2 separate regions of the Mus musculus genome follow, and region 2 is linked to region 1. A link is a loop called in an ENCODE intact Hi-C map of the cell type or tissue named here. Cell type or tissue: left cerebral cortex. All regions are shown on one strand. Each heading gives the region's core, and the rest is flanking DNA. Links, peaks and the distances in the headings are about the cores only. Region 1 has its middle 17 kb from the start of Gm38568. Region 2 has its middle 17 kb from the start of Sfrp5.

The links. Hi-C counts contacts between places; a loop is a spot of excess contacts. Peaks named below come from ENCODE experiments on the same cell type or tissue, not always from the same donor. Only the 100,000 strongest peaks of a DNase experiment are listed, where the experiment ranks them.
Region 2: it touches region 1 in a loop (2.8-fold over the local background); 3 of 42 quality-filtered maps call a loop at or near these places.

Annotation. Positions count from the first base shown.
Region 1 is chr19:43,400,104-43,415,547 of GRCm38, forward strand. No RefSeq gene overlaps it. Among named protein-coding and RNA genes, the nearest start is that of Gm38568, 17 kb to the right of the region's middle. In left cerebral cortex, for the core only: a CTCF peak has its summit at 7,294 (motif pointing left); no DNase peak of the experiment used is centred there.
Region 2 is chr19:42,211,676-42,227,119 of GRCm38, forward strand. No RefSeq gene overlaps it. Among named protein-coding and RNA genes, the nearest start is that of Sfrp5, 17 kb to the left of the region's middle. In left cerebral cortex, for the core only: a CTCF peak has its summit at 5,912 (motif pointing right); a DNase peak (open chromatin) is centred at 5,915.

The DNA.
Region 1 (15,444 bases), core at 2,808-10,807:
TGTGTGTAAAAAACATTAAGTAAAAAAAGGCCATGAATGTTAGATTCAGCAAGCAGGGTGGTTGGGAGGGGTTGGAGCAGGGAAGGGGAAGAAGAAAAATGACATAATTATAATTTCTAAAATAATAAAATAATAAACTTACAAATTTTTCATTTATATTAGCTGATACTTTGTAATTTAAAATATGAAATCCAAAAACAGTAAAACTGCTAAGGAAATCATGCAAAAGAGGGGAATTGTGGGCATAAGGAAGTGGGTAGGAATAACAGGAAAAATAAAAAAGGTAGGGGCTATAGTAGCAAAAATTTACATACTTATAAAATTGTCAAAAAACAGATCCAATAAATATTTTAAATAATGGAGGAGCTAGAGAAAGTACCCAAGGAGCTAAAGGGATCTGCAACCCTATAGGTGGATCAACATTATGAACTAACCAGTACCCCGGAGCTCTTGACTCTAGCTGCATATGTATCAAAAGATGGCCTAGTCAGCCATCACTGGAAAGAGAGGCCCATTGGACACGCAAACTTTATATGCCCCAGTACAGGGGAACGCCAGGGCCAAAAAGGGGGAGTGGGTGGGTAGGGGAGTGGGGGTGGGTGGGTATGGGGGACTTTTGGTATAGCATTGGAAATGTAAATGAGCTAAATACCTAATAAAAAATGGAAAAAAATATTTTAAATAGTCTTAAAAACTGATTTTTCAAAAGATAATATAAATTTAAAATAAAGACAAAAATAAAATAAAAAGAATGTTTTTTTAAAAAAAAAACACATATCAAAACAGGTTTAAGAAAGATCTAACACAAGTATGATAGAAGTTCCTAAAAAAGAAAACCAACATAGTGGGACAAAATAGATATTAAAAATAATTAATTAAAATTCTTCAGCAAAAATTAAACTATATGTTAAAAGGACATGTTGTATCACTGTGACATATATATGTGGGTTTTTTCTACTAAAATACTGCATAAAAAAAGAAAAGTGCCAGAAGAAATTGTTCAGCAGTTACAATGGAAGGTACACTTTTGTAAGATGTGCTGCTCTTAGAAAGAACCCAAGTTCAGATCCCATCTCCCATATCAAGCAGATCACCAGCACTATAAGTTCAGCTCCAGTGAAATATGACACCTTTCACCTCTGGAGTACACACACACACACACATCAATTAAAACTAATAAAAATAAATATTTTTAGGAAAAAAATCCTTTGCACAGGCAAAAAGACCAAATTACTTACAAGGGTGAAAATCAAATTTATCATCAGTTTTCAACACCAATATTTTATTCTGGGCCATAATAAAATAACAGGCTAGAGATACCCAAGGGTTGAAAATGTAAACCAGGGATTTTTATATAAAGCCAAAATGATGATTTCCAAGTATAAAGGCCAGAGAAAAACTGTTAGGGGATATAATAACTCAAAGAATGCTCCCAAGAGTCCTTCCAGAGAAATGTGTTAGAAAACAAACTCCACGTAATACCAATGACTGAGGAGACTTCTATTTAAGAACTGACTGTAATCATTAGCTGTATATTTACTTACAGAACTAAGACTAAACAATGGTTACAGGGAATAGAACACAGGAGGTAATGGTTATAGTCTCTAACAACATACATCCAATACCACAAACAAAAACTAAGCCAAGGATGAAAAAATTTATAGTAAGTGTGCTGACTGATTTACTAGAGTAAAAGAATAGTACTTAAAATCAGATGCTGATAGAAAAGAAACAATAGAGAAAGGTTATGAAAGGGAGGGGAGGGGAGGAAAGGGGAGGGGAGGGGAGGGGAGGGGAGGGGAGGCTAAAGCACAAGTGGACTGTTCTATACTTAGGAAAAGTGAGCTTTTTTAGTAATCTTGCTCTACTGATTTAACTTTTTTGATACAAACTTTTACTTAAATATAAAAGAAAAATGTTTTAAAACATCTCTTAAAATTGAAAATAAAATCAAGCCGGGCAGCAGTGGCACACGCCTTTAATCCCCGTATTTGGGAGGCAGAGACAGATAGATTTCTGAGTTCAAGGCCAGCCTGGTCTACAGAGTGAGTTCCAGGACAGCCAGGGCTACACAGAGAAACCCTATCTCAACTCCTCTCCCCCCAAAAAAGAAAAGAAAATCAAGAAACCTAGATATGTGTCTAGGTAGAACTTAACCATACATGAAAAAAATACTTCAAGTGATTTTATTTCAGAATATTACTGTACATATCTAATGATCCCAATGTTAGTGATAATTTTGGCATTGTTTTCTTAACAATTATACATATATGTTATATATGTATAATATGCATTAATAAATCAAATAGATTTTACATAACAGTCTATTTTAGTCTGTAATACGTTTATTTGGGAGAACACGAGTTCTCAGTATAGATAAAGGCTTCCATAATTAGAAGAATATATAATATCAAAAATCAAACAAACCTATGAGGCTGAATCTGAATGAAGAGAAACCCAAACTAAGTGTGTATGAAAATGCCTATGTATATGAAGACACACTAGTTAGTAAGCTAATTACAAATACAACTTTTTCTAAAGTTCAAATGGAATTACCCTAGTTGGGCAGACAATGTCACTCCCAGAAGATGATGAAATGGAAACTGCCCCATAAGGCATGGGATTTCCCTATGAGCACCTGGTCAATGAGGCTCCAGAGGTCTCCAAAACACCCAGGCTATTGTCAGTGCCTTGGTTACCCACAATAACTACATGGTTAGTAAGACTCTGTTGCTGGGCTGCAGAGATGTCTCCCCCATTAAGAGCACTCTTCTGGGAGTGGCTACTCTTCCAGAGGACCTGGGTTTGATTCCCAGAACCCCATGGCAGCTCATGGTCTGTAGTTCCAGTTTCAGGGGATCAAACACCCGCCCTTCTGACCTCTGCAGGCACCAAGCACATACATGGTGCACAAACATATATGCAGGCAAAACATACATAAGATAATAAGAAACAACAATATTACACTTTAAAGACCCTACTGCTGAAGACACCACACACTTTGACAGTAGGACAGAGAAAAAAAAAAATTTCAAATTGACCAGGAAATTTCTTGCTTCTGTGTAACTGTCATAGTGCCAGAAGGTGAAATTCAGGCTGCTGGAGGACAGGGGACAATCAATGATGTTATCCATCACTCATCTCTGCATGCTACAATACCAACCTGCCAGGTAAGATACATCCACTGGTGCCATAGTCACATGACTGTTACGGGATAACTAACATCATTCTGATTATATTTGAGGCCTGCTCCAGAAAAGGGAATTTCATGCTATACCTTTGGTCAAAATCCATGGCTGGGAAGGTCATATACCCTAGTGTACAACTTACTGGTTTTTGATAAATGATCATGCTGCCAAATTGCCTTGTAAACATGTTATAGACATAGGCCTGAGATGCTCTCAACCTTTGTCAAGGAAGTCTCAGGAAGCAACAGTCAATAGAGACTCGTGTAGCTTGTAAAAGACTCTGTTCTCAGCCTTAAATAGGACTTCCTTATTATACCACCGCCACCAGGCTCAGGAAGGACCTCAGCATCTCAGTAGAGCAAATGGAAAGAATGCAAGTCAGAGGCAAAAAAGGCTGTGTTTACTATCTTCTAGATATGCCATGACTATCACACTCATTAACTCAAAGCAACTATGGTTACCTGCACAGAACAATCTGGCCAAAAATTTCAGCTATGGTGAGTAGTTTTGTGTCAACTTCACACACACTAAAGTCATCTAAGAGGAGGGAACCTCAACTTAGAAAATGCTTCCATAACATAAGATTGTAGGCAAGCCTGTAAGACACTTTTTTAATTACTGATTGATGTGGGACGGCCAACCCATTGTGGGTGGTGCCATCTCTGGGCTGATGGTCCTGGGTTCTATAAGAAAGCAGGCCAGTAAGCAGCACCCCTCTGTGGACTCTGCTTAGGTTCCTGTTTGAGCTCCTGTCCTGAATTCCCTCAGTGATGAACTAAAGATGCAGAATTCTAAGCCAAATAAACCCTTCCCTCACCAGCCTGCTTTTGGACATGGAGCTTGCCATAGCAATAGTAACCCAAATTACTATTTACCAGCATAGATGGGTAAGTTGTTCTCCAGGTTCTACACATTATTGTAGAGCTCCTGGCAGGTGATAATAGGGAGAAGAGAAAGAATCACTTTGGGAGGGAGGACATGTAACCAATAGTAGGTGTTTTCTTGCTCCAGTGAATAGTCCCACACTCATAAACATATGGGCAGCACTAATGGATTTAATAGCTTATCAAAAATAGCAAACACAAAAAAGACATGAATTTGAGAGGGAGATATGTTGGAGGGAGATGGAAGGTGTTGGAAGAGCAAAATGGAAATGGCTGAAGATATTATCATATTTCACTCTCTATATACACACAAAATTCTCAAAAATAAAATACAGAAATTCAGGATTTGTTTTAAATTAATAAAGACAGACCTCCTAATTCCATTCTCTGAAATAGCCTAGACTAAAGTGACAGGTTGTGAGTGTTCTATGTGATTTGATTGTTAAAACTCCTCACCTTTACATATATGATGAAAATCCTTAAGGCTCAGCCCAGTGTTGCAAAGCCAAAGAACATTTCCTTGTGAATGAAATTAGGCATAACACAGTAACAGTGTGAAATAAAAATGTAGATTATCTTACTACATGTTCTCCATAGTAAATGAATGAAAATTCCTTTAACAAACAATTCTGGCCTTCACTGATAAAGCTCCAACCCCATTTCCATAGCCCAACTCTTTCTTCCTTTCTTATCATCTTTCCATTACATAAGTTTCCTGTAAGTAAAAACTAAGTTATAAAAAAATTCTACAAGATTCAAGCTGTTGTGACTCACATTTGTTTCAAATTCATAAGTTAAGAAATGCATTCTGAAATATTCACAAGTAAAATTACATATTGGGGCTACTTTAAAATAGTCATCAATGGGAGGAGAGGCCCTTGGTCCTGTGAAGGCTCTATGCCCAGTATAGGGGAACGCCAGGACTAGAAATGGGAGTGGGTGGGTTGGGGAGCAGGGGGAGGGGGAGGGGGTTTTCAGAGGGGAAACTAGGAAAGGGGATAACATTTGAAATGTAAATAAAGAAAATATCTAATTAAAAAAAGAGGTTAAATGCAGATAACCAAATTCTCTAAACAAAACGTAACTGCAGCTATCTGAAAAGAAAATCTTGCTGTCCCCACCCCCAAAACACACACATAGACACACACTTCCACAGAATAAACAAGTAAGCAAGTCTTCACATGGTATAAAAACAAATGTGCAACATTCAACTGGGAAACATACTTCTCCACACAGATTTAATTATCTCACATGTATAACTTTCAAAAGTATGACAAAATTCCACAAGAATGCACTTGTCTAATACACTTTCTCATGAAAAAATAATCATTTAATACTGGAGCTGGAAAAGACTTAAGTAACAATTTAATTCAATCCTTCATCTGGGACTCTTTGTAAGGCCAGATAGGGAAAGGTCATGGATGTGACTCGGCTAAATCTAGAATCCAGTCTCCCCAAACCTCAGCATTATTTTGTCAAAAAAAAAAAAAGTGTAACATTGTTCATTGAAACATTGAGCAATCATAATAGCTCATTTAGTAACTACACTATCTTCAATGCATTAAACACTCTTTTTACTACAGTCAAGAACTATTCCGTGTATCACTAAATATGATCATTTTGTTAGCATACCGACCCCCATGGGAAAGCACAACTGTTTCATGATTGGGGGCTTGTGTAACATTTTGCCTAGGCAAAATGTCTTTTTTTTTTCTTTTTTCTTTTTTTTTTTTATATTTTTTTTCTTTCCATTTTTTATTAGGTATTTAGCTCATTTACATTTCCAATGCTATACCAAAAGTCCCCCATACCCACCCACCCCCACTCCCCTACCCGCCCACTCCCCCTTTTTGGCCCTGGCGTTCCCCTGTTCTGGGGCATATAAAGTTTGTGTGTCCAATGGGCCTCTCTTTCCAGTGATGGCCGACTAGGCCATCTTTTGATACATATGCAGCTAGAGTCAAGAGCTCCGGGGTACTGGTTAGTTCATAATGTTGATCCACCTATAGGGTTGCAGATCCCTTTAGCTCCTTGGGTACTTTCTCTAGCTCCTCCATTGGGAGCCCTGTGATCCATCCATTAGCTGACTGTGGGCATCCACTTCTGTGTTTGCTAGGCCCCGGCATAGTCTCACAAGAGACAGCTACATCTGGGTCCTTTCGATAAAATCTTGCTAGTGTATGCAATGGTGTCATCGTTTGGATGCTGATTATGGGGTGGATCCCTGGATAAGGCAGTCTCTACATGGTCCATCCTTTCATCTCAGCTCCAAACTTTGTCTCTGTAACTCCTTCCAAGGGTGTTTTGTTCCCACTTCTAAGGAGGGGCATAGTGTCCGCACTTCAGTCTTCATTTTTCTTGAGTTTCATGTGTTTAGGAAATTGTATCTTATATCTTGGGTATCCTAGGTTTTGGGCTAATATCCACTTATCAGTGAGTACATATTGTGTGAGTTCCTTTGTGAATGTGTTACCTCACTCAGGATGATGCCCTCCAGGTCCATCCATTTGGCTAGGAATTTCATAAATTCATTCTTTTTAATAGCTGAGTAGTACTCCATTGTGTAGATGTACCACATTTTCTGTATCCATTCCTCTGTTGAGGGGCATCTGGGTTCTGTCTTTTTAAGAACCTTTTCTTCCAGTCCAAAGATTTCACAGCACACTGGTCCCTACCATGTTGTGTTGTGGTTGTTGTTGTTTCCTCAGACATTCACAACGTCATCCAACTTATATTTATAATGATCTTTTATGCATTCCAGAAATTTTTTTAAATCAGTGGTATTTCTTTAAATTTTTGCTTAGAGTCTTGAAATTCCCATGACTGGCAAAAGGCTGCTCTTAGTAATAACTGACAACAATAATACTGAGTTCTACTTTCCTCAGAAGTTATTAAAACAGTGACAATGACACAAATACTTAGGGGCAAATTCATTCTTCAGGCCACAGAGGTCTTATTTAGTTCTTTGGAATCAGACTAGTATACCGAATTAAACACCAGAAGTGACTTGGGTACCAGAGAGGGTATTAAAATATAAAAATATTATTCTCCTATAATACTGGGAAATATTTGTAATTATAAAATGAAGTAGAAACATCTGGCTACAAACATTTGCATCTCTACTACCGAGTAAGAATATAAATATTTAATTATGGTCCTATATTATCCAGTCATAATCTTTAAATTACCTGGTCAAGTCTGAAATAGGATAAGGAGAAAATGGATAATGAGTGCCATCTTGTGGGGTTTTATCTAATTACAGGGAAAATATTTAAAACAAAATGCTTGGAAATTGATTTATCCTCATTCACTTAGTGTGTGTGTGTGTGTGTGTGTGTGTGTGTGTGTGTGTGTGTGTGTACATATATATATATATATAAGAAATCTACCTACCAGAGTTAGAGATAAAAACAATTTATCTATGTATATAGTCTATGCTATTATAAAGCCCAAACGTACATATGCATACACTCAAGAGATATAGAGCAATTTGAATCATTTAAGAAATACTCCAGAAGAAAAAATTTGGTAAGATTCTTAAATACAAATAAATCCTAACTTTAACCCAGGAAATTATATTTCTGCAGAGTCTACTCATCTTCATTTTGATACTAGTATTATACTAAATCAACTTTGTCAATATTAAGGTTCTCTTTCTTTCTTTCTTTCCTATAGAGAATCAAATACCTTAATACTTCAACATTTATTTTTGATCCAAAAATTAAATCAAGGAAGAAGGTACTCAGCGGATATTGAATATGCAGTGTTAGAACAATCGAGTAGCCATTGTTGTGCCAGGAAACATTCGTGAACCCCAAAGACCACCAAGGAGCTAATTCCAATGCAATCACATTAGGGTCTCTTTATTCAGGCTCCAGCTTAGGCTCCCAGCCAACCCTGACACAGCAGGAAGGTAGAGACCTGAGCCTAGTTTTAGACAAGCATTTATAAAGGCAAGAAAGGGTATCTAGCCTGGTACACAACTGATTGGAGGGCCATTGTAGTCTTTAACATAATTGGCTGGTATGGGAACCAAACTTTAAATTTAACTTCTGTTTCCCTCCTGATTGGTGGTTGCTAGGAAGTGAAGTGTCAGAGATGGGCTTGTAACGTGGAGGTGCAGATCTGTTGGAGAATAATATGGAAACTGGTGAAAGATGTAGGTTGGGGTTTTAGCCCAGAAACAGGTGCTAGGTAGCAGCCTGTTAGTTTACTTGAGCTCAACCAGTAGGTCAGGTTCTCTAAGATGGAGTCTGAACCCAAAAGATTTGGTCTCTCACCATTACCCCTGTCACTTATCTGCAGGGAAAATATCCAAGACCTGTCAATAGATACCTAAAACCATTGGCAATACCAAGCTCTAGAAATACTCTTTTCTTTATATGTGCACATACAAATTTGGTATCTTAATAAGCACTTACAATACACTGCAGCAATACATTTTGAAGCCTGGGATTGAAAAGCAAACTGTGAGTAGTTTCTCTTTTACTCCTTCATAACTTTATATGCAGAAGATTGACTTAGCATGCCAACATCACCATATGATTCTCTTTCTTTATTAAGGCAAGATAGTCACTTACAGGAAACATTTCAGGACTTGTCTAAATTGTATCACTACACTTGCACTTTGGGACCATTATTAAGTAAAGTGAGGTTGCCTAACACATGCACTATTACACCACACTCAGTCTGTCAGCTGGGAGCTCAGACAGTTAAGTGACTAACGGGCAGGTAGACACTGCAGATGGACTTGCAAGACAGAGGGATGATTTGTGCCCTGCATGGAACACCAGGAGAATTCACGGTGATACTCAGAACAGCATGCAACTTAAAACATGAAGTCAACTCTAGGATTTTCTGCTTAGTATTTCCAGACTTGGTTAATAACAACCAAGTGAGGCCACAGAAAGCGAGGCTACAGAAAGCGAGGGCATATTTGTGAGATGTAAGGTAGACAATCTTCAGTGAAAAACAAATTAGTTGTACAAATTACAATATCAAGAATCAAAGAGAGCAAAAATAAAACAATTACAAATTTTTATTTTTGGCCATTTAATTATAAAAGAGTAAAATAAGATATTAATACCCAGTAATATAGCTAATTTTGACCAAGAATATAATAACATGAATTTCTCATTTATTTCTTTTTCTTTAATTTTTTCGAGACAGGGTTTCTCTGTATAGCCCTGCTTGTCCTGGAACTCACTCTGTAGACCAGGCTAGCCTCAAGCTTATAGAGATTCTCCTGACTCTGCCTCCTGGGTGCCGGGATTAAAGGCATGTGCCGCTACCACTTGGCTCTCATCTATTTATATAGCAGTTCTATAAATTGATATAATACCTGTAGAAGATGAATTATCAATATATATCAGAGGCACTAAACATTCATTTATTTTTTACCAATTCTCATTCTACAGAAATAGTTCTGCATTAAGTATTCACCAAGCATTATTTGTTAGTTGGAGAGAATCTAAATAAATTGTCCATACAGCGTAACAGCAGATTTTATTCTTGCAAAATCATCTCCTACCCTGACAGTCCACATCAAGAACAATGATTAGCTAGAAACCTTCTGGGAATAGAATCTACAACAAACACGACCAAGTGAAAATGTTCATAAGTCTTCTTAGCTGAAAAAATAAGCTATAAAAAATGAGCCATCAATAGCTGGAAGAACTCTAAGATATAAGAGTAGTTCCAAACGTTATACCATATTTTAACAAATCAAATATACCCATTTTAGTTTAATTACATATATTTACTGGCTCATAAAATAAATGTACATTTAAAATACACCCAAAAAAAGTCAGATAATATCGATGTCGCTCAATAACAAAGTATCCCCTAGAATTCAGAAGGCCTTGAACTTAATCCCCAGCACTGGCCACTCCACGCCCAAAATATATTTTTGGAGTGAACTCACTGGTTAAGCAGGAAATATGAGGATAAATGTTTAGGTGCCCTGAGATCATGCGATGTCAGGTGGGCTCAGTAATCCACTTACAATCACAGGGCTCACAAGGCAGAACCAGAGGAGCCCCAAAGGAAGCTGGAGAACTAGACCAGCTATAGCTCTAGATTCAGCTGAAGTCCCTGACAAGGTGGAGAGTAACCGAGGAAGAGTTCAGACATCAACTTCAGGCCTCTCACATGTATACACATCTACATGCACTGGTAGAGACAAAAAATTCATACACAAATACTACATACATATCACCTGCCTGCAAAAGAGAAAAAAGATATGAATTTGGAATAATCTCCTAGATGTCAAGAAAATCAGAAAAACAGCTGAAGTACTTTGTTCTATTTTGCTTTAGATTGAAAAACTCAAACCAATGGTTTTAAAAAAAAGAAAATGCAATTTAGGACTCAACTTAGGGGGAAATCTACTAATTGATGCTCTTTAACAAAGATGAAATGGCTTTCTTCTGAAGCAGCAAATGAAGTCAGTCCCTGGGCAGAGTGAGAAGACAGGCATCGCTGGAGAGCCTTGGCTCTTCTCTAAGGCTTTCTTCCATCTCATCCCTGCCCTCCTTACTCTTACAAAGCACTCTGAAACATTGTGTTTGTATATCTTAGTCATTATCTCAATAGTATAAACAGCACATATACTGTAGAATAAAATACAAACTCACAGATGCCTAAGAGAGAAGATGAAAACATCAAAGTGTCTACTTAAAAACTACAATTTAATCTATGTTTACATCATTTCAAAATAAAATGATATGCAAACCTCAAACTTAGTGAATTATAAGCAGATAACTCATCTTTTGACATTATTTTGACAATGAATATTCATAAAGGTGTCAGAAAAGTCAAAAAGCATAAATACTCCCTGGGTTTATAAGCTATTTTAATGTCATTCTTCATACGTTTTCTGTTTTTAATGTTCTACTAAAACCACCTATTACTTGCATGACCAAATACAGTAAATATAAAAACACTTCAACTATTTTTAGAAATTTAAAACATACTTAGCAATTCTAAGAAATAAAATTTAAATCATAATGTCAAAGAAGGGTAGTTAAGAACTTCCAAACCATTTTATTCTTTGTATTGTTGCTCTAACTTTATATAAGTTCTATTAAAGACTTAGATAACTTGACATTAGATTTTAATGTCTATCACATGTTTTTTAGTGTATCATAAACTTTGGAGAGGCTAAGGCAACAGGATTGCATGTTTGGAGGCTGCCTGGGCTACAGAGGGAGATCCTATCTCAGAAAGAACTGTAAAGAATTGCCAGGAATGGTGACACACTTGTAAATAAAATTGGGGAGCAAAGGTAGGAGGACAAAAGGTTAATACAGGCCACACAGCCAGATCTTGTCTTTAAGGGAAAAAAAAAATCACAAGACTTTTATTTAAAAAAAAAAAAAAGACAGGTATCTTACCAAAAAACTACATGGTGAGATTTGTTTGAAAGCTTAAAAATGCATGCTCTAAGAGCTGACAGGTTTGAATTCAAGTCCTAGCCTAAAGATTCAATGCAATCCCCATCAAAATTCCAACTCAGTTCTTCAACGAATTAGAAAGAGCAATCCGCAAATTCATCTGGAATAGCAAAAAACCTAGGCTAGCAAAAACTCTTCTCAAGGATAAAAGAACCTCTGGGGGAATCACCATGCCTGACCTAAAGCTGTACTACAGAGCAATTGTGATAAAAACTGCATGGTACTGGTATAGCGACAGACAAGTAGAACAATGGAATAGAATTGAAGACCCAGAAATGAACCCACACACCTATGGTCACTTGATCTTCGACAAGGGAGCTAAAACCATCCAGTGGGGAAAAAAAAAGACAGCATTTTCAACAAATGGTGCTGGCACAACTGGCAGTTATCATGTAGAACAATGCGAATTGATTCATTCCTATCTCCTTGGACTAAGGTCAAATCTAAGTGGATCAAGGAACTTCACATAAAACCAGAGATACTGAAACTTATAGAGGAGAAAGTGGGGAAAAGCCTCAAAGATATGGGCACAGGGGAAAAATTCCTGAACAGAACAGCAATGGCTTGTGCTGTAAGATCGAGAATCAACAAATGGGACCTCATAAAATTGCAAAGCTTCTGTAAGGCAAAGGACACCCTCAATAAGACAAAAAGGCCACCAACAGATTGGGAAAGGATTTTTACCTATCCTAAATCAGATAGGGGACTAATATCCAATATATATAAAGAACTCAAGAAGGTGGACTCCAGAAAATCAAATCACCCCATTAAAAAATGGGGCTCAGAGCTAAACAAAGAATTCTCACCTGAGGAATACAGAATGGCTGAAAAGCACCTGAAAAAATGTTCAGCATCCTTAATCATCAGGGAAATGCAAATCAAAACAACCCTGAGATTCCACCTCACACAAGTCAGAATGGCTAAGATCAAAAATTCAAGTGACAGCAGATGCTGGCAAGGATGTGGAGAAAGAGGAACACTCCTCCATTGTTGGTGGGATTGCAAGCTTGTACAACCACTCTGGAAATCAGTCTGGCGGTTCCTCAGAAAATTGGACATAGTACTACCAGAGGATCCCGCAATACCTCTCCTGGGCATATATCCAGAAGATGTTCCAACCGGTAAGAAGGACACATGCTCCACTATGTTCATAGCAGCCTTATTTATAATAGCCAGAAGCTGGAAAGAACCCAGATGCCCCTCAACAGAGGAATGGATACAGAAAATGTGGTGCATTTACACAATGGAGTACTACTCAGCTATTAAAAAGAATGAATTTATGAAATTCCTAGACAAATGGACGGACCTGGAGGGCATCATCCTGAGTGAGGTAACCCAATCACAAAAGAACTCACATGATATGTACTCACTGATAAGTGGATATTAGCCCAGAAACTTAGAATACCCAAGATATAAGATACACTTTGTAAAACACATGAAACTCAAGAAGAAGGAAGATCAAAGTGTGGACACTTTGCCCCTTCTTAGAATTGGGAACAAAACACCCATGGAAGGAGTTACAGAGACAAAGTTTGGAGCTGAGACAAAAGGATGGACCATCTAGAGACTGCCATATCGGGGATCCATCCCATAATCAGCCTCCAAACACTGACACCATTGCATACACTAGCAAGATTTTGCTGAAAGGACCCTGATATAGCTGTCTCTTGTGAGGCTATTCTTGGGCCTAGCAAACACAGAAGTGAATGCTCACAGTCAGCTATTGGATGGATCACATGGCCCCCAATGCAGGAGCTACAGAAAGTACTCAAGGAGCTAAAGGGATCTGCAACCCTATAGGTGGAACAACAATATGAACTAACCAGTACCCCCGGAGCTCATGTCTGTAGCTGCATATGAATCAGAAGATGGCCTAGTCGGCCATTAGTGGAAAGAGAGGCCCATTGGTCTTGCAAACTTTATATGCCTCAGTACAGGGGAACGCCAGGGCCAAGAAGTGGGAGGGGGTGGAGGAGAGTGGGGAGGAGGGCATGGGGGACTTTTGGGATAGCATTGGAAATGTAAATGAAGAAAATACCTAATTTAAAAAAACACACACACAAATCACTTAGACTCTCTAATCTCCAGTTTTTGCACTAGCAAAATAGCCATTAGAACAATATCTATACCCATGGTACTGCTTGAAGAAAAATTGCAAATAAAATTCCCATCCCAATGGCTGGAACATAGAGATCCACCAAAAAAAATGTCCTTTTTTATTTTTATATGTTTAATATTATTTAATTTATAAGATTTTTATTTGACCTATACCATAAATACACCTGTTACATAAAGTAATACATACCTAGAAATATACTTTGTAGATTTGTCTTTAGTCCCTAACCTCATGACCATAAGAAAACCAATGCTTCTCAAAACTTTAATACACAAATAATTTTTGGATCTCATTAAAATGAAGATTCTGATTCGATGTGTCCATTGTTATGCCTGAGATGTTGTGATTCTTATAAGCTTTCAGATATCACTAATGCCAGTCCATTCACATCACTTTTAAAAGACAATGCTCTGTCACACCTGCTTTCTAGACAAGCATGCAGAAAATAAAAATAGCAAAAGACAAACTGTGGCTAAATCACTTGTGATTGTGCAATTCAGAACAATTCCTATCTCTACCTCATGACCACTCCTAGCTAAACAGCAAGCCAATAAATAAAATTGAGTTCTGTCTATTAAAAAGAAAACAAGATGACTTGGGATTGCTGGCCTTAGAAGTCAACAAATACAAGTTTAAATCCAAGTTCCTAGTCTGGGAGTAGCAGAGAGAGTACTTGACTATATATGTAAAGCCTGGGGCTTGATAGCATCCACAGGAAAAAATAAAATAAGTACGCCCAATTGTGCTATGGTAACTATGTGATCTTAAACAAATTACCTAGACATTCTAACCTTCTATTGGTCCATCAGCAAAAGCTAGTGTTAAAATAGCCACTCTGTATACTTTTGAGATTAAATAAAGTGTATAAAAGTAGTTATCGCATAGCATAGTAAATGTTCAATGAAAGAAAGGTTTGGTAATGAGGGCCTTCTGCAATGGAGAAAAAAGGGTAGTTATGAAATGTGTAAAAGAGGCTGTGTTCTAGGCATATGTTCCCTTTCTTTAAAAAAAAAGAAAAATCTGCTTTTATGGCTGCTTACACATACTAGGCACTTGGGAGGCAGAGGCAGGTGGATTTCTGAGTTTGAGGCCAGCCTGGTCTACAGAGTGAGTTCCAGGACAGCCAGGGCTACACAGAGAAACCATTTCAAAACAAAACAAAAATCTGCTAGACTTCAAGCTACCATTGCAACTGAGTAAGTGGTAAACTTGCAACTCAGAAAACTGTTTCTCTCCTACTAACTGGACTCATATGAGTTCCCTGGGGAGTTACTGAACATCTGAAAAAAATACTTAGAAGATTAAGCTTAAATAATTAGTTATCTTTTTAACTGATAACAGAGCCAAATAGGAAAGAGTAAAAAAAATGGCTCTTTTCCTGAAAAACTGCATTATTCTTTATTGATATCATGGAAAGTAACAGGACATTAACAAGCTGTCTCAGAAAAATGCTACCAGGAAATTATATTCAGAAATGCTGGATGGTTATGGATTTTGAGATCAAGAACATTCTGATAGAGATTATATTAGCACAGAAGAAGGAGAGGTGAGAGTGCTTAGATTCTCAGTAAAAATTGAGGCCTTTATTCTTTGCCTAAGAAAGATTCCTAATTTGTAAATAAAATCTAGGATCTAATCTTCTACTATAAGAAAAAGTCTAGAATTTTCTGTTGAGTATTCTGGTTTATCAGACTTGCCAAGAACCAATTCTTAAGTGGTAGGTTTTGGCAAGTTCAAATTTAATACGCAGAGGTACTCCATAAGGAAATGTGAATGCCCAATGTATGTAAGACAGAAGCATT
Region 2 (15,444 bases), core at 2,405-10,404, 1.2 Mb before region 1:
TAGCTCATCTTAATTAAGGATCTGGTAGATACTGATATTGTCCTGTTCCATCTTGACAGCACCAGGAGGTTTATGTGAACGGTCCTTATTTGGAGATGAGGGCATTGAGGTTAAAGGTTAGCTTCCTCCGGTTCACCCAGGCAGTGCGTGATGGAGAGGCCCAGAACAAAGCTCTGATTCTTTCTGCTCTGACACTCTGTCCTTTTCTACCACCCCATGAATCCAGTGGGCCAAAGTCAGGAAAGCTAAAAGGGCTGGAGTGGTCCCTCTGCAGTCCACCACGGAGGGCTGTTAAGTCAGATCAGGGGCCGCTGGGTCGAGTTGTGTTGACCTCGCTAAGCAGTGAGGCAATTGGGGTCAGGAATAGGTGCATTCTTTCCTCTTAGCACATCACCCAGCCTCCAGCTTCCTGGAATTGTTGTCAGATTCCAAACTACTTGGCCGTGAGTTCTTTCCCCCTCCCCCAGATCCCGCACACAGCAACGAAGCACCCATCCACTTCCAGACCACACCCTCTCACACCCTTTGCTGAAGAATATCTAGTTGACAGGAGAATAGGAGGCCAGCTGGGCTTCCATGCCCCAAGAGCGAGCATAAGCCCAGCTACTTTCTGTGCAATCTTGGGGTTCTGTGTCTCCTCTCCCAGGCTTGGTTTTCCAGCCTGTGGAGGCAAAGGTAAAACCATCCTGGTAAGAGGATTGGGTGATGTCATGTCTGTCTTAGGAGACAGTTGATCACTATAATTGATTAGTTGGAGGTCAAGGTTGACAGAGTGTCTGAGTGGAATCTCTGTAGTCAAGAAAACATCTCCTCCTGCCACTCCAAGTCATGGCCACTAGCTACTTGTACCTGGGGCTACTGAGAAATGGAGTTTCAATGTAATCATGCTTTAGGGAGGTAAGAATCATATAGCACAGAATAACCATCTATTAAAAATGTTTTTAACCTTTATTTTGTGAGAATGGGCATTTTGCCTACATGTGCACCCATCTGCCATGTATGCATTGGATCCCTTGGGGCTGGAGTTACAGACAGTTGTGAGCCACTGTGTGGGTACCAGGGATTGAATTCAGGTTCCTGGAAGAGCGACCAGTGCTTTTAACCCCCAAGCCAACTTCCCAGCTCCCTTACCATCTTAAAATGAGCAACCCAGTAGTGTTTAGTGCACTGACAGGAGCCACCACTTCTCTGTAGTTACAAACTATTGGTCATCTCCAAAAGAAACCCTGTTCATGAACGCAGGCCTTTCCCCTCCTTTCCCTGCCAGATCTGGCAGCTAATACAGCACAGCCTGGGTCTACGACTTTGCCTGCTTTAAATGCTTCTTAGGAATGTCCGTCTTCACACACAGAATGTGACTGGCACAGCCAGCTTCTTTCCCTTAACTTGACGTTGTAGAGTTTCTCCATGCTATAGCAAGGGCCAGTCCTCTGTTCTTTTTCAGTGATGGCTGACGGCCACGGCACTGCACAGTGGCCATGATGATGTGCTTTGGGAACGTGAGAGAGCAGGGCATCCTTGTGCTGCTCCCCGAGTGATGCAGTGGGACAGAAGGACCTAGAGAGTGGGAAGGATGAAAACGCTGCCTGGGGTCCCTCCAAAGACCTCAAAAAAGTCCAAAGCTTTGCCTGACGACAGGCAGGGCTATCACGTTTGGAAGTCTCATTGAGGCCCAGTACTGGGCTGGGCATGAAGTAACTATTTAATACTAACAGAGCTATTTAAAATATATTTAATTATGTATACTTTTGTATACTGTACTATACAAAAGCTATATATGAATTTATATGAAAAAAACTTTTTGAGACAAGGTTTTCCAGTGTAGCCCAGGCTGGACTCAAACTCATAGCCCTCCTTTCCAGGGGCTGGGACTATAGGTGCGTACCAAAACATTCAGCATCACAGAGTTTTGCAAGTAGAGTCTCAGGGTGCTGAAAGAAGACATTGGCTCACTTAGCTGGTACATGGCAGGCCTATGAACCTGAGTCTGTCTCTTGCGGAGGCCAGTGATCTTCACCAGAGCTGTCCCGTACAAGAGAAGCCAATTAGGGACTCAGTCCCCTTCCCCCAAGCTTAAGGGTTTCCCAGCTCCATTCACTGCTAGTCTTTCTGTACTCTAATGGGATCTGGGCTTCTTGGAGAGATAGGGGGGGGGGTGGCTCATAGACTAGGGAGTAGACTCTATCTCTTTCCCATTGTTTATCAGCGAGTTAACCTGGCTGTGCCCTCGGAGGTCCCCACTATTAATTGATCTGGGAAGGGGGATCTGTTAATTGCTGACCCAGAATAAACAGGCCTAGGAGAAATGGGGCTGATAGCAGACTGAGCTCCTCAGCTGTACCGCCCTTTGCCCTCTGGGAAAGGGTGGTGGGAAGGGGTGATAGACAGCAAGTGGGAGGTGTGCTCCTGGGAATGGCTTTGGAGTGGGGGATGGAAAATGGCTTCCTGGGGCCCCAGAGTCACTGGGTATGTCCTTCTGGGAATAAAAACTGGCTGGGCTCCCATGTTGCCATGCCCTGTCAACAGGGTTGGGATGACAGTCAGCAAGACTCTGATACTCATCTCTTTTATCGTTCCCTTTCTCCTTCTTTTCTTTCTTCCTTTCCTGAAAATCTTTGTATCTTTTTTGCCTCTTCTTCCCTTTGAGCAATCTATCCATGTTTCTTTCTCCTCCCTCTCAGGAAGTCAATGTATTCTTTTTGTATTCAATGTATCCATCTAAAAGCCTATGTTTTCCTTGTAACCCTTCCTTGTCTTCATTAGTCACCATTATCTCCATCCATCTTTATCTTCCCTTCCCCTGCAGAGTGACCACACATTTCTGGGGAAGAGAATGACTGGGGTCCTCCAAACATCCTGGCCATGGGGTTCTAAGTCTGGGTCCTACACAGTCCTGACTGAGTTAACAGGCTGACCTCAGGCATGCTTGCTGTTCACTTGCTCAAGGTTAGGTAGTCTCACTGTCCCTGGGGGAAGAATAAAACCTTATTCCTTCAGAGTAGAAGAGAATTATTATCCAAACAATATTATTACAGGATGCTGTTAGTCCTAGTAACCGCCCACCATGAGTGACCTCAGAACGTCCTGGGTAAAGAATGTGCAGCCATCTTTGCTTGGCCTCTCAGCCTGGGTGAGTCTGTGACTCAGGCCCTTTTGTCTCCCAAGCCAAGACTAGATTTGGGGAGGGGCCCAGGGAGTAGAGCACACTTCAACACCAGGCCCTTGGTCAGAGTTGGGTGTCTGATTTCCCCTTAGTTACTACTGAGCACACACTTCTAACATGTCAGGAGTACTCATATGGGAGGAGATTTGCTCTAGTCTCCAGTGATTTACCCAACCCTCCAGTTATTGGGTAAATAACACAAAAAACAAGTCAGTCCAAAAAGTCCTCTTTTGAGGCTTCAGGGAACAGCTGGATTCCTGGTCCCTCTCTTTGTTTTCCCCAAGAAGGAACAGCAGTAGCAAGAATGACGGGTAATGATGATGGAGCCCTCGTTAAGTGACAGACCCAGTCCTGGGTGCCCACCCAGGAAGGAATGCAGGAGGCTGCCGAGGGACAAAGCCTTTGGGGACCTTAATCTCCCACTTCTGCACCACCCCCAACTCTTAGGTGGATCTGGTTGATTGTGTTCACCTGCCAGCCACCACCCCTGATCCTTAGCTGCCCTACTGAGAGATAAGATAATCACAGCCCATTAATCAAGGTGGCCTGGCACGCTACAGGTGCAGATAAGCCCCTCCTGGGCTGAATCCCCAGGGCTGGGCCTGTGGAGGTTGCTAGGGAGTTCCAATATCAAGTGTGTGGAGACAGAGGTGGAGTCTATCTACGATGGGCATTGGAATGGTGATGAGCTGGGAGGTTAATTGAGAGTCCAGAGATCTGGCTGTCCCCACTCTGTGTCGTTAACACAAACCACAACACCTCTCTGGGTCTCTCCTTACATCTGTGGGGGGAAAAATGGAGAAGGGGCAGGAAGAGGGCGAAAGGTCCCTATAGTTTGAAGATGATCTGTGGCCAGCACAGGGTGGTGAGGAGTTTGTTGCAGGGATAGAGGCAGAGGGTGTTTGTGGGTAGAGGGCCTGCCTCGGCTAAGGGACGATGGGCTCCGTGGAATTTATCTTACTCACTGTCACAGGGTGGTGGTTGGTGGCCATACAGGCTGTGTGACAGTGTGACAGGGTAGAGAATGAGTAGCAGGTCATGTGCACTTTGGGGTCATGTGCACTTTGGGGTCATGCATACTATGAATAGGTTCTGGGGTAGTGGAATTTGATTGAGGTCCCAGATCTGCTACCTTCCTATACAGAACCTTGAGTAGATCACTCAGCCTTTGTCCCCTTAGTTTTCCCTTCTGGATAATGAGGACGGTATAAGACTCGGTGCTCTGGGAGGTTATAGGAGGAAGACCAACGCAGAGCACTCGGCTCTGTGCCTGAAAGGCAGCTGGCAGTGGGAGGCAGGTGCTCAATAAACGTTAGGGTTTTTTTTTTTAAATTATTATTCTTTCTTCTTGGCAAGGTCCAAAGGGCATGGGCAGCCTTTAGTATCTAATTTGTGTGGCCAGGACTGTGGAAACAAGACAGCTTAGCCCCTAACAACTCTCTTGACCTGAGGCTCTGAGTCTAAAGTGTATTAGTGACTATTTTTAAATTTTATTTTAATGATGTCATTGGTTGTGGTGGTCAGGAGTTAAGGAACATTTCAGTGGTGGTGGTTCTGACTCAAGAGCTCTCATGAGGTCAAGATCAACTGTGCGCCAGGGCCACGGTCCTCCCAAGGCTTGTTTGAGGCTGGAGGCTCTGATTCCAACCTCACTTATGTGGCCACTGATCAGAGGACATCTAAACAGCCCATATCCTCCAGTGCACAGAGGGAGTGAGTATGGGACTTTTCTTTGCTTGCTCTGGAGTTGCCAAGAGCACCAGAGACTGATCGGTAAGTCCAGCTCAAACTCCAGGGCAAGGGGACCTTTCTGTGCCCCGACTCGCTGTCCCCATACTCTGTCACTGGATGCTCTGTCCCTGGATGCTCTCTGCCAGGATGCGGCTGTGTTGCAAACTGTACATTGTCTCTGGTCTTCACACCTAAGTCAGGAGTTGCTTCTCTTTGCCAGTGAGACCACAGTAGTTCAGAGAGGCTGAGGGATCTGCCCAAGGCCACCCAGCAGGGATATCTGAGGCAGTGTCTGCTCCTGGGGGTTTGCCTTATTTGCCCTGGGCCATTTTCCACTCCAGCTGAGCCACATCTAAGGCATCTTGGCTCTGAAAGATACAGGACCAGCTGGGAAAGCCGGGGACGTCCTTGGTTATGGAGTTAGAAATAATAGATGAGGCACAGGGCACAGGGCAACTGGCCCAAGGGAGCTATGCTTACTCTGATGCCTTAATTTATTTACTCTGTGCCTCTTTTTCTGTATCTACCTGCAGGACAGATGCAAGGTGAGCTGAGGGCAGTACCGGGGGGCTGCATGCTACTGTCAGGTAAACTGAGGGCAGTATGGTATAGGAGGTATGCTGTATGTTATTGAGATGGGATTAGTCAGTGTCGGGTTGGGCTGGTAGCGGGATGCCTATCCTTGGAACGATTATTTATTTATTTATTTATTTATTTATTTATAAAAGCAATGCCCCCCCTTTCAGTCTGGAGCCTCCCATCCAGGCCTTGCTCAGCTATGACTCCCTGGTCAGCCCTATGGGCAAAGGTCAGGGCCAAAAGCCTCAGTAGAGAAGGCCCCTGACTGAGGCAGGACTCAGGCGAGACTACTGGTCCCCCACCTCCCGTCCCTGCTCACCTTGTCTCTTCCCAGGCTCAGGATATGCTGCAGGGTGCCACAGGGAGCTCAGATAGCCTTTCATTTCTGCCTTCTCAGAGAGAGGATGATACATGGATGTCCAAGCACTTCCCCAGGTTTGCCAGCAGAGGGGGCAGATGCTGTGTCTGGGACCTGGGAGGTTTTTAAGAAAGGCTGGGGTGTTCTTGTCCCTGAAACCTTCAGCCCAGATACTGGCTGAAGGGTTTTGTTGTTTTTATTTTTGTTTTTGTTTTTACAGTCCATCCATCCATCCATCCATCCATCCATCCATCCATCCACCCATCCATCCATCATCCATCTATCTGTCCATTGTATGTGTGTGTACAGGTCAGAGATGAGCTAGTTCTGTCTCTGTCTCTGTCTCTGTCTCTGTCTCTGTCTCTGTCTCTGTCTCTGTCTCTGTCTCTGTCTCTGTCTCTGTCTCTCTCTGTCTCTCTCTGTCTCTCTCTGTCTCTCTCTCTCTCTCTGTCTCTCTCTCTCCCATGTAGGTTCCAGAGACTGAGCTCAGACATCAGGCTTAGAGGGAAGTGCCCTTACCCACTGAGCCATCTTTCTGGCCTGATTTTTTTTTTCCAGATTGGGTCTCATGTACCCTAGGTTGGCCTGCATCTGAGACTGATCCTGAGGTTACTGGCATGCACCATCATCCTGGTTTTATGTGATGTTAGGGATGGAACTCGGAGCCTGATGCATGCTAGGCAAGTGCTGTAGCACTGAACTACATCCCCATCCCTGCAATGGGGGTGATTTGGTACCCAGCTGGCCAGAATTGGAACACCACCCCCCAAAGGACCAGTTTCTGCTCCCTGAAGATAAAAGCCACGGGAAGTGAGGAAATGACAGAGTTTCTGGGCCTGGCGACCTCAGATCTCTGCTCATGCCTTCTGTGGGATCCAGAGGAGGGACAGAAGCCATCGATTCACTCCTCGATCCCTTTGGCAAACATCATCGAGCATCTATTGTCTGCCAGGTTTGTGTCAGGGGAGTTGATGGCAGGTGTGGTCTTTTCCAGGGCTACTGTTCTACTGGGAGCTGTGTGGTGAAGTGGGTTTTTATTTCGAGTGGTAGCTGAGGAAGGGAAGGGTGAGAGAGTTGGAGACAGGACATCCGTGTCTCCACTTGCTCACTGAGATGGCCATAGGAGACTGAGGTGGAGCAAGGCAGCAAATTTGTGAGTGGGAATTACCCACATGCTTTATCTAGCAGCAGAGTTCCACTGTTATCACAGGGAATGATAGCAACAGGGAAGACTTTGGGTCCATTACATACTCACAGTTGGCACCAGGCAAACCACGGAGGTCCTGGAGGGACAGGCCAGCTATGCCACTTAACCAATGGTGGGACAAAACCAAAGGGACTAAGCTCGACTTTCTCCTTACAAGCTGTTTTTTATTTTGTTTAATTAAGACAAGGTCTCATGTATCCCAGGCTGGCCTTGAACTGAAGATGCCCTTGGATGTCTGATCCTCCTGCCTTCATCTCCCCAGTGCAGGAATGGCAGGAATACATACACATCTGATTTATGCATTGCCGGGGATTGAACCTAGGACTTCATGTCTGCTAGGCACACCTACCAACTGTGATACATCCCAGGCCCCTTGAACTTATTCTTTAAACCCAGGAGTGTGTTGTTCTAAAGTTTAGGGACACAAACGGCACCTGAAGTTAATAGAAAGGTTCTGAACACATGCTAGATCAGTGGTTCTCAACCTGTGGGTCGTGACCCCTTCGGAAGTTGAATGACTTTTTCACGGAAGTCATGTAAGACTTCTTACCATCGGAAAACACAGATATTTATATTATGATTCATAACAGCATTAAGTTTACAGTTTTGAAGTAGTAATGGAATAATTTTATGGGGGGGGGCGTCACCACAGCCACTTAACCAATGGTGGGACAAAACCAAAGGGACTGTATTAAATGGTCTCAGCATTAGGAAGGTTGAGAATTGCTGGCCTTTTTTCACTCATGGGAAGCAAGCAGGAGGAGTTTCCATAAGCAAATGGATCAACTATGGTATGTTCATGCAGAGGAATATTATTCAGCAAGAACAAAGGAAATGACTTATTAACCCATGAGGAGCCATGGAAGAGACCTCAATGAGGTAAGCAGAGACCAAAATACTACATACTGGACAAGGCAAAACCATGGAACTAGAAAACAGGTCGCCAAAGTTGGGGTGCAGAGGATGAAAAGCTGGGGAATGGTTATTTTAGGGCAGTGAAACCATTTTGTATGACACTGTTAAGGCGGACATGTCACCATGCCTTTGCCCAAACTCATAGAGTGCAGAATCACAGGGCAGAGTCCTAGTGTGAGCTTCAGCTTTAAGTCATGGTGTCCTGACATTGGATCGTGAATTGCTAGCAATAACGCACTGAAGCGAGATATTAGGATAAGGACAACTAGGAACACTCAGGTTTCCTGTAAATGTAGATTCCAACAGTCACCTATTTGTTCTTAAATGCTGCATGTAACTAAGACCCTAAATGCCAAAGACTGTCTCAGGAAAGCCTTTGAATAACTGTCACAAAGACCATAGTGCTCATTAAAGGCTGAGCAGTAGGGAGGTGTGATTTGGAAGCTAGTGTGAGAGCCTAGCCACAAAATCAAGGCTGAGCAGGGACAATGTGTGAATTGGAAGAGCAGTGGGAGGTGTGAATTGGAAGCTAGTAGGAGAACATAGCCACAAAGGCCGCTGAGCAGTGGGAAGGTGTGAATTGGGAAGGTGTGAATTGGGAGACCAGTGGGAAGGTGTGAACTGACAAGGTGTGAATTGGAAGAGCAGTGAGAAGGTGTGAATTGGAACCTAGTGTAAGACCCTAGCCACAAAGGCTTCACTTATTTGGACAGTAGACCAATGGAGGGCTTTTCAGGCTAGGGGTATTGCATGGTAATGTAGTCCAATAATGATAAGAAAACCTAGAATGATTTCTGGGTTGTTTCCTGACGTCTTCAGATTCAGTGCCAGGCAAGGGGCATGTTGCTCAGTCAGTAGACAGCTTGCCTGGCATGGGCTTGATTCCCCCGTGCTAGGCATGGGAGAGTTCACCTGTAATTTCAAAACTCAGGAAACAGACAGAAGGATCAGAAGTTCAAGGTTGTAGGGTAAGTTTGAGGCTAGCTGAGTTAGATGAGCTCTTGTCTCAGAAAAACTGGGGCTGGAGAGATGGCTCTGTACTTAAGAGCTCTGGCTGCTCTTTCAGAGAACCCGAGTTCAGCTTCTAGCACCCACATGATGGCTCATTTTGGTTCCAGGGACCTTATACCATCTTTTAGATTCCACATGATGGCTCACAACTGCTTGTAACTTGTAAAAGGTTCCAGGGGAATCTTTTAGATTCCATAGGCACTAGGTACACACATGGGACAGAAACATACATGCAGGTAAAACACCCATATTCATAAAGAATATGAATAAAAAAAAACCCTGCTAGGATTTTCTTTGATTTGTACTATGATGGTCCACTTCACTGCCATGGGGGAGGGGGGATGGCGCTCCTGTCAATCTCTTCCCTCAGTGTGTCAAGGGCACTGCACTCATCTCTCAAGACCTTGCTAGCACACAGAAGAGTCACATTTCTCACATCTTTAAAAACTTTGACTTTCTTAAAGTACTTGGGGGCTGAGGAGATGGCTCAGTGGCTAAGAGTGTACACGGTTCTTCCAGAGGATCAGAGTTCAGTTCCCAGCATCCACATCCATGCCTTTAAACCACTATAACTCCAGCTCCAGGGGATCTGATGCCCCTTCTGGCCTATGTGGATGCTTGATATCATGTACACACACACACACACACACACACACACACACACACACACACACAGAGTTAAAACTAAATCATTTTAAAAACTATTTTTGTTCATACTAAAATTGATTCCCACATATTCCCCACCCCCATGTCATTCATTCTGAGTGTCAGAGCGGTCCATCTGTTACAATTGAGGAACCCAAGTTGTTGTATCATTAGCATCTGGGTCCATAGTCTACACATGGGTCCCTCAGTGTTGGACACTCGGTGTGTTTGGACAAACATATAAGTGTGAGTACCACACTATGACACCACGTGGAAAGCTCACTGATTCTGTGGTTCCTGGGTCTCAGTATTTTTATCTGTCTTATGAGTCAAGGTAGGGGAAAGGATGCAGATGTCTTCATGAGTCCTCCCTGGAGGCAGAGGGGGATGAAGTCATCGTATAGGTAAAATCCCTGCTCTAGTCATTTACCCTTTCTGCCCCTGGCCCCGGCAACACTGGGTCTCCTCCATTAAGTTGCCTTTTTCAGAAGTTGATCTTGCCAGAACCAGACAGTTAGTAGCCCTTTTAAAGGTAATTTATGGGCTGGGTGTAGTGGCGCATGCCTTTAATCCTAGAACTTGGGAGGCAGAGGCAGGATGATCTCTGAGTTCTCTACAAGCCTAGTCTGTATAGCAGGGTCCAAGTGAGCCAGGACTGCAGACCAAGAGCCTGATTAAAAAATTTATTATTATTGCATGTGCATGTTCATATGTGAGTACCACAGGGCTTGTGTCGGGGTCAGAGGTATCTTTCAGGTCTTGCTCTTTTCCTTGCACTGTGGAATCAGGGATGGAGCAGGCAGAACACTTGATAGTTTTTAGTTTTGTTAATTTTTCAAGCTTAGACTAACAGTTGCTTGACTGCAGTAATCAGAGTTGCTTTTACAATTTATCCCGGACACCACCAGGGCTTTGTGTACCTTTGAGTCTGCTGGTGTTGGCTGTTGCATTTCATTTTATTTTGTTTTATAGACAGGACCCAGGCTGGCTTCAGTTTGTTGTGTAGTTGAGGATAGCCTTGATCTTCTAGTCCTCCTGCTCCTACCTCTGGAGAGTGGAATTTACCACCTTACGTGGTGTTGAGGATCAAACCCAGGGCTTGTTTTGAGGTGCAAGCTAAGCAAGCATTCTTTCTACCAACTGACTACATACCCAGCCACACATATTGCCCCGTGTCTTTGAGTTCGGAATAACACCTTGATACCTAGGGTTCAAAACCCAGGAACTATTTTTATTTTCTTCAGATGTAATTTGATCACCAATCCAGGGGACAGGTCTGCGCTCTGGCTGGCTGGATCTGGACTTGGTGTGGTGCTCTCTCTGCTCTTCCTGCCCCTGGTTCACACATGCAGGCTCCACTCCACGCGTGGTCTGGGTTTGCAGCATCCTTCCTTCACAAACCCTGTGGCTTCACTTTTCCCCCGCTCCAACCCTGAAGGGATCCACAGCACAGCCCTGCTCCGATACATTTCCAAGGTCAGCAAACATCCTTGAGACGAAGGAAAAGAGCCCAATAGCTCAGCACTGGGCACAGGATCTAACCTGGGAATGTCTCAGTGACTTATGGTTTTCGGCACTTTCAAGATGGTGTTTGTGTGATTTTTGGCTTCCCTTCCTTTTATTATCCTTAATGGAGAACTGGCCTGAATTAACTTGTCTGACTGAGTTTATGGCCAGGATGAGTATCTGTGACCACATCCTCCTGAAATACCCCTCCTAGGTTCATTGGATGCAGAAGGCTTGCTTTTATCGGATGGGCCTGTGCTCGCTAAAGACAAGGCTGACCCAGGCTTTGCCACTGCAGTCATTCTGTTGAACCTGTCTGGTCTCTCGTAAATATTTGAAGGGTCCCCAACTGACCAGCTGTGGAGGATGCTCTTCCTCCTTTCCTCCCACTTTGAAGCAGGAGTCCAGGGCTAGGAAGTGATCTCACTCCATCAGGACCTCCTGCCTCCATCCTTGGTACATTGCCTCTGCATCCAAAATGCTGCCCATGCTACACCTGTGCTTCAGACAGCAGCAGGAAGAAGGGAAAGATCACTGCCCTCCCATGCAAGGAGACATTTCGGCTGGAAGACCCAAGCAACACACTGCTTAATCTCCTGGGCCAGACCTTACACATTGCTCACATAGGGCGGCCAGAGAAGTGGTAAATGGCATCTCTAAGCTGAACAGCGCTGGGACGTTTGTAGGGTTCTTTTTCTTAGGAAAAGGAACATTGTCAGTGAATCAATTGAAATCTCTTTCCTTATTGGACTCCAGTTCTCATCTATAGACACTGGCGGAGGGGTGCTATTAGCACTTTGAGTGGCACTTTCTTTACTATGCGGTGCTGTTCTATACCATATAGGATACCTGCCATCCCTGGCCCTGTCTATTAGATGACAGTCACATCTGTAGGCACTGTGATCATACCCCAGGACACAGCATCACTCTTGTCTAGCTGCCCCTGGGTGACGATACTTCTCCCTGATGAGGACCTTAGGGGCAAGATGACCCTAAAGCCTCCCACTGGGAGCATCCTTGTTACTCTTGATTCTGTGGTTCCTGGGTCTCAGTATTTTTATCTGTCTTATGGGTCAAGGTAGGGGAAAGGATGCAGATGTCTTCATGAGTCCTCCCTGGAGGCAGAGGGGGATGAAGTCATCGTATAGGTAAAGAACAGGACATTAATGTATCTCTTAGTGGAGAAGAGAAAGGATGGAAAGGAAGAGGCCAAGACAGCTTTCTAAGAAATGGGGGGCGGGGGGAGCATGGATTCAGAACACCTGGTCTTAACTTAGCTGCCCCTGCTCCTCCCCGAGGTCCTTCTCTGCGCCCTGGTATGAGGGATGAAGGGAGATGCTGGCAATGCTCACCTTCATCTGTCATGATGCCCTCATTAGTGGCTCCCTTGTCCATTGGCGGGACCTCATCAGTGGGACCACCTGACCTTTGGGCTGGCGGATACACTACCTGGCAGACCTGATCAAAGAACTGGGACCAGGAAGCCCCGGGACCTGGGCCAGTGCCCATGGGCTCTGCCTCCCATCCTGCAGGTCTCAGCCCCTGCCAGGGTGGGGAGCAGCTAGATGGAGCATGCTGTGTCTAATCACTGATGGAGCCAGGGGAAGGATGTGTGAGTCACGGGACTCACACTGCCTGGATCCAAGGCTGGTTCTTACACTTCTTAATGGTGTGAACATTGGACAGACTGTTTGACCTTCCTGTGTTGTTTGTCGGCCCTTCTTCCAAACGTAGATAATAATAGATGGTTTTCACGGGGTCACCGTGAGCTGTAAATGGGACACTACTGGCAGGCTCTGAAGAACAGGGCTCCACGCACAATTCTGGGTGGTGTACGCTGGCTTTCAGGAAATGCTGGCCGCCGATGATTTGAAGTAAGATCTCTCCTTCTGTTCTTGCCTCTGGAGGTTCTGTATATTTAATGTGATTTACAGGGCTTATGGGGGTTTGCCTGAGGTTCCACAGCTAGCCAGCACAGGCAAGGAAAGTTCCAGTTCTCCATCACCACAATGAGGTACCCAGGGAGTGGTTAGGGAACAGCTTAGGATGGTTGCTCTGCTCAGAGCTGGTGAATCTCTGGGCCTTGAGAGTGATGGAGGCCAAGGGGGAGAGGCAACTTCCCCCGCTGAAAATCTCAAAGCTCGCTAGCGTTGGTGAACAGGTAGCACGCGGCTCATGAGAACCCCGAGGAAGACAGAGTGAAATGGATTGGAGGATGGCCCAGCGGAAGCCACATAGCAAGCAAAGTCAAGAGGGCCCCTACTCAGAGAGGAGACCTGAACCCAAGCTGCCTCAGTGGTGCCCATCAGAGCTTGGGAACCCATAGCCACCTCCCTGCCGCCTGCCCCTTTGTTAACATGGATGCTGACACAGACACAGGCTTACTCTGTTAGACTTTAGCTTTCCACTCTACATGTGAATGTATGCTGAGAGCTGGAGGGATGGGGTGGCTCAGCCTCAAGTGAAATGATCCAGGTATACTCAGGACATGGTGGGATGGGGGTAGGGAGGTGCAGTCAGGGGTTTAGAAGGCCAACCCTTAAGGGTCCTTAGCCATGCTTGTTCCAGGGGAAGTCGAGCACAGTACGAACGAAGCGGGTCTTACTGGCTCCCAAGCACCCAGCAAGGCCGACAGGATCCCTGTTGATGACTGCCCGGCCCCTCCATGCTATTTCCTCTTGTCTGTCCTCATTCGGTGAGACTGGATGTGGGGAGAGAGAGGAAGGACTGTGTCTGGGGACATTGGTGGATTTGGGTTGACATATTGGATCTGGGGTTAGGAGAACCCGTGTTGGTTCTAGAAGGCGCTGCTGCTAAGTATATTTAAGTAATACAATAGCGGCAGGGTTCATTAGATGTCAGTGAGTAATGACAATGAATTAATAATGGCGATAACCACATCCTACAGCACTGCTCAGTGCCAGACGTTCAAGCCCTGTCTACGAGGTCTCGCTCATGCTTCCTAGTATCCGTATGAGGAAGGCACTCCAAATCCCGTCTTGAAAAGGAACACTGCTAAGAGCTGTGGCTTGTTGGGCTCTACGGCAGGTCTCCAGGGGAGCTGGGGCTGGATTCTGCCCTGTGTCTCTCTAGCACTTCTGACTGTCCCTTGGTGTTATCATGGTTTAAATGCTCTTACCTGGGTTATGTTGCTGTAACAGAATCCGTAGGATGAAGGACGTGACCAGTATTTCAGGCTCACCCACTATTCAATCCACAAGGGTCTGTAGAGTCCGCCTTCTGCATGGGCGCCTCTCGCACGGGCCAGAGATAGAGCAGCGAGCAGCACCGCTCCTGATCTAGACAACAGCATGGGTTCCTGGAGATGGGCGGGCAATCACCAGCTCCTAGAATAAACAAGTCTAGAGTTTCAGGGAGTTGTTCATTACTCACAGGCAAATGAGTGGTGGTGGTGCTGATGGGCGCAGTTGACTTTGCATGGATTGGAAGAGAAGATACATCTGTGCTGGTGGTAACTGGAGTTGAAGTCAATAGATGACACCAATAGACATCAGGAGCAGGGCTGTGTAAAAAAACCTTACAGGTGAGAGCTGGAGAGGTGTGACAGTGACATGAAGTGGAAGGGAGGGCCTTCACAAGAGATAGAATTAGGCAGGGCCCAAGTGGGGAGTCTTGTGGGCACTGGCAGGAAGCTTGGATTCTATTCTCGGGGCTGGTGGTGTAGCTGTGTTGGTGGATACTAGAGCAACGTTGGCCGAAACAAACAAAAGCTTGTTTTGCTCACTTGAGAAGAAGACGGGAGCGGTGTGGCTGTTGAATCTGGTTCCGTGGTTTGTGGGACTGTCCTCTGGGCTTTCTGCTTGTGTTGTATAAGCAGAGGCAGCTGTAGGTGTTAAATCTCTACTCCAGGCAACTCGTTCGCCTCTTCTCAGCCAGAGCAGCTAACCACTCTGCAAGCATGGCTGGCAAAGGAAGCCAGTGTGCGATTTTGCTGAGTTGGAAGGAAGGCACGCAGTAGGGTGTGCACTTCAGTAGGCTATCTAGCTGCAGAGAGCAGCTCAGGTTTCTATGTCCCTTCTATACCTGTATGATTGAATTGGCATTTGGCACCCTGGCCCACAGACAAAAATCCAGCTACCACCTAGTTTTGTGTGGCTTGAGAGCTAAGAATAATTTTCACAATTTAAATGCAGAATGCAAAACAGGCTTAGGCCTTCATCTAGGGCATTTGCTCCGTTTTGCTTTGGGCTTGTAAAACCTAAAGTATTTACTCTCTGGCCCCTTGGAAGAAAAGCTGGCTGGCCCTTGGCCTGCATTAATCGGTTTAACCGAAACTGACTAAGACAGTGTGTTTGAGTGTGAAACCCT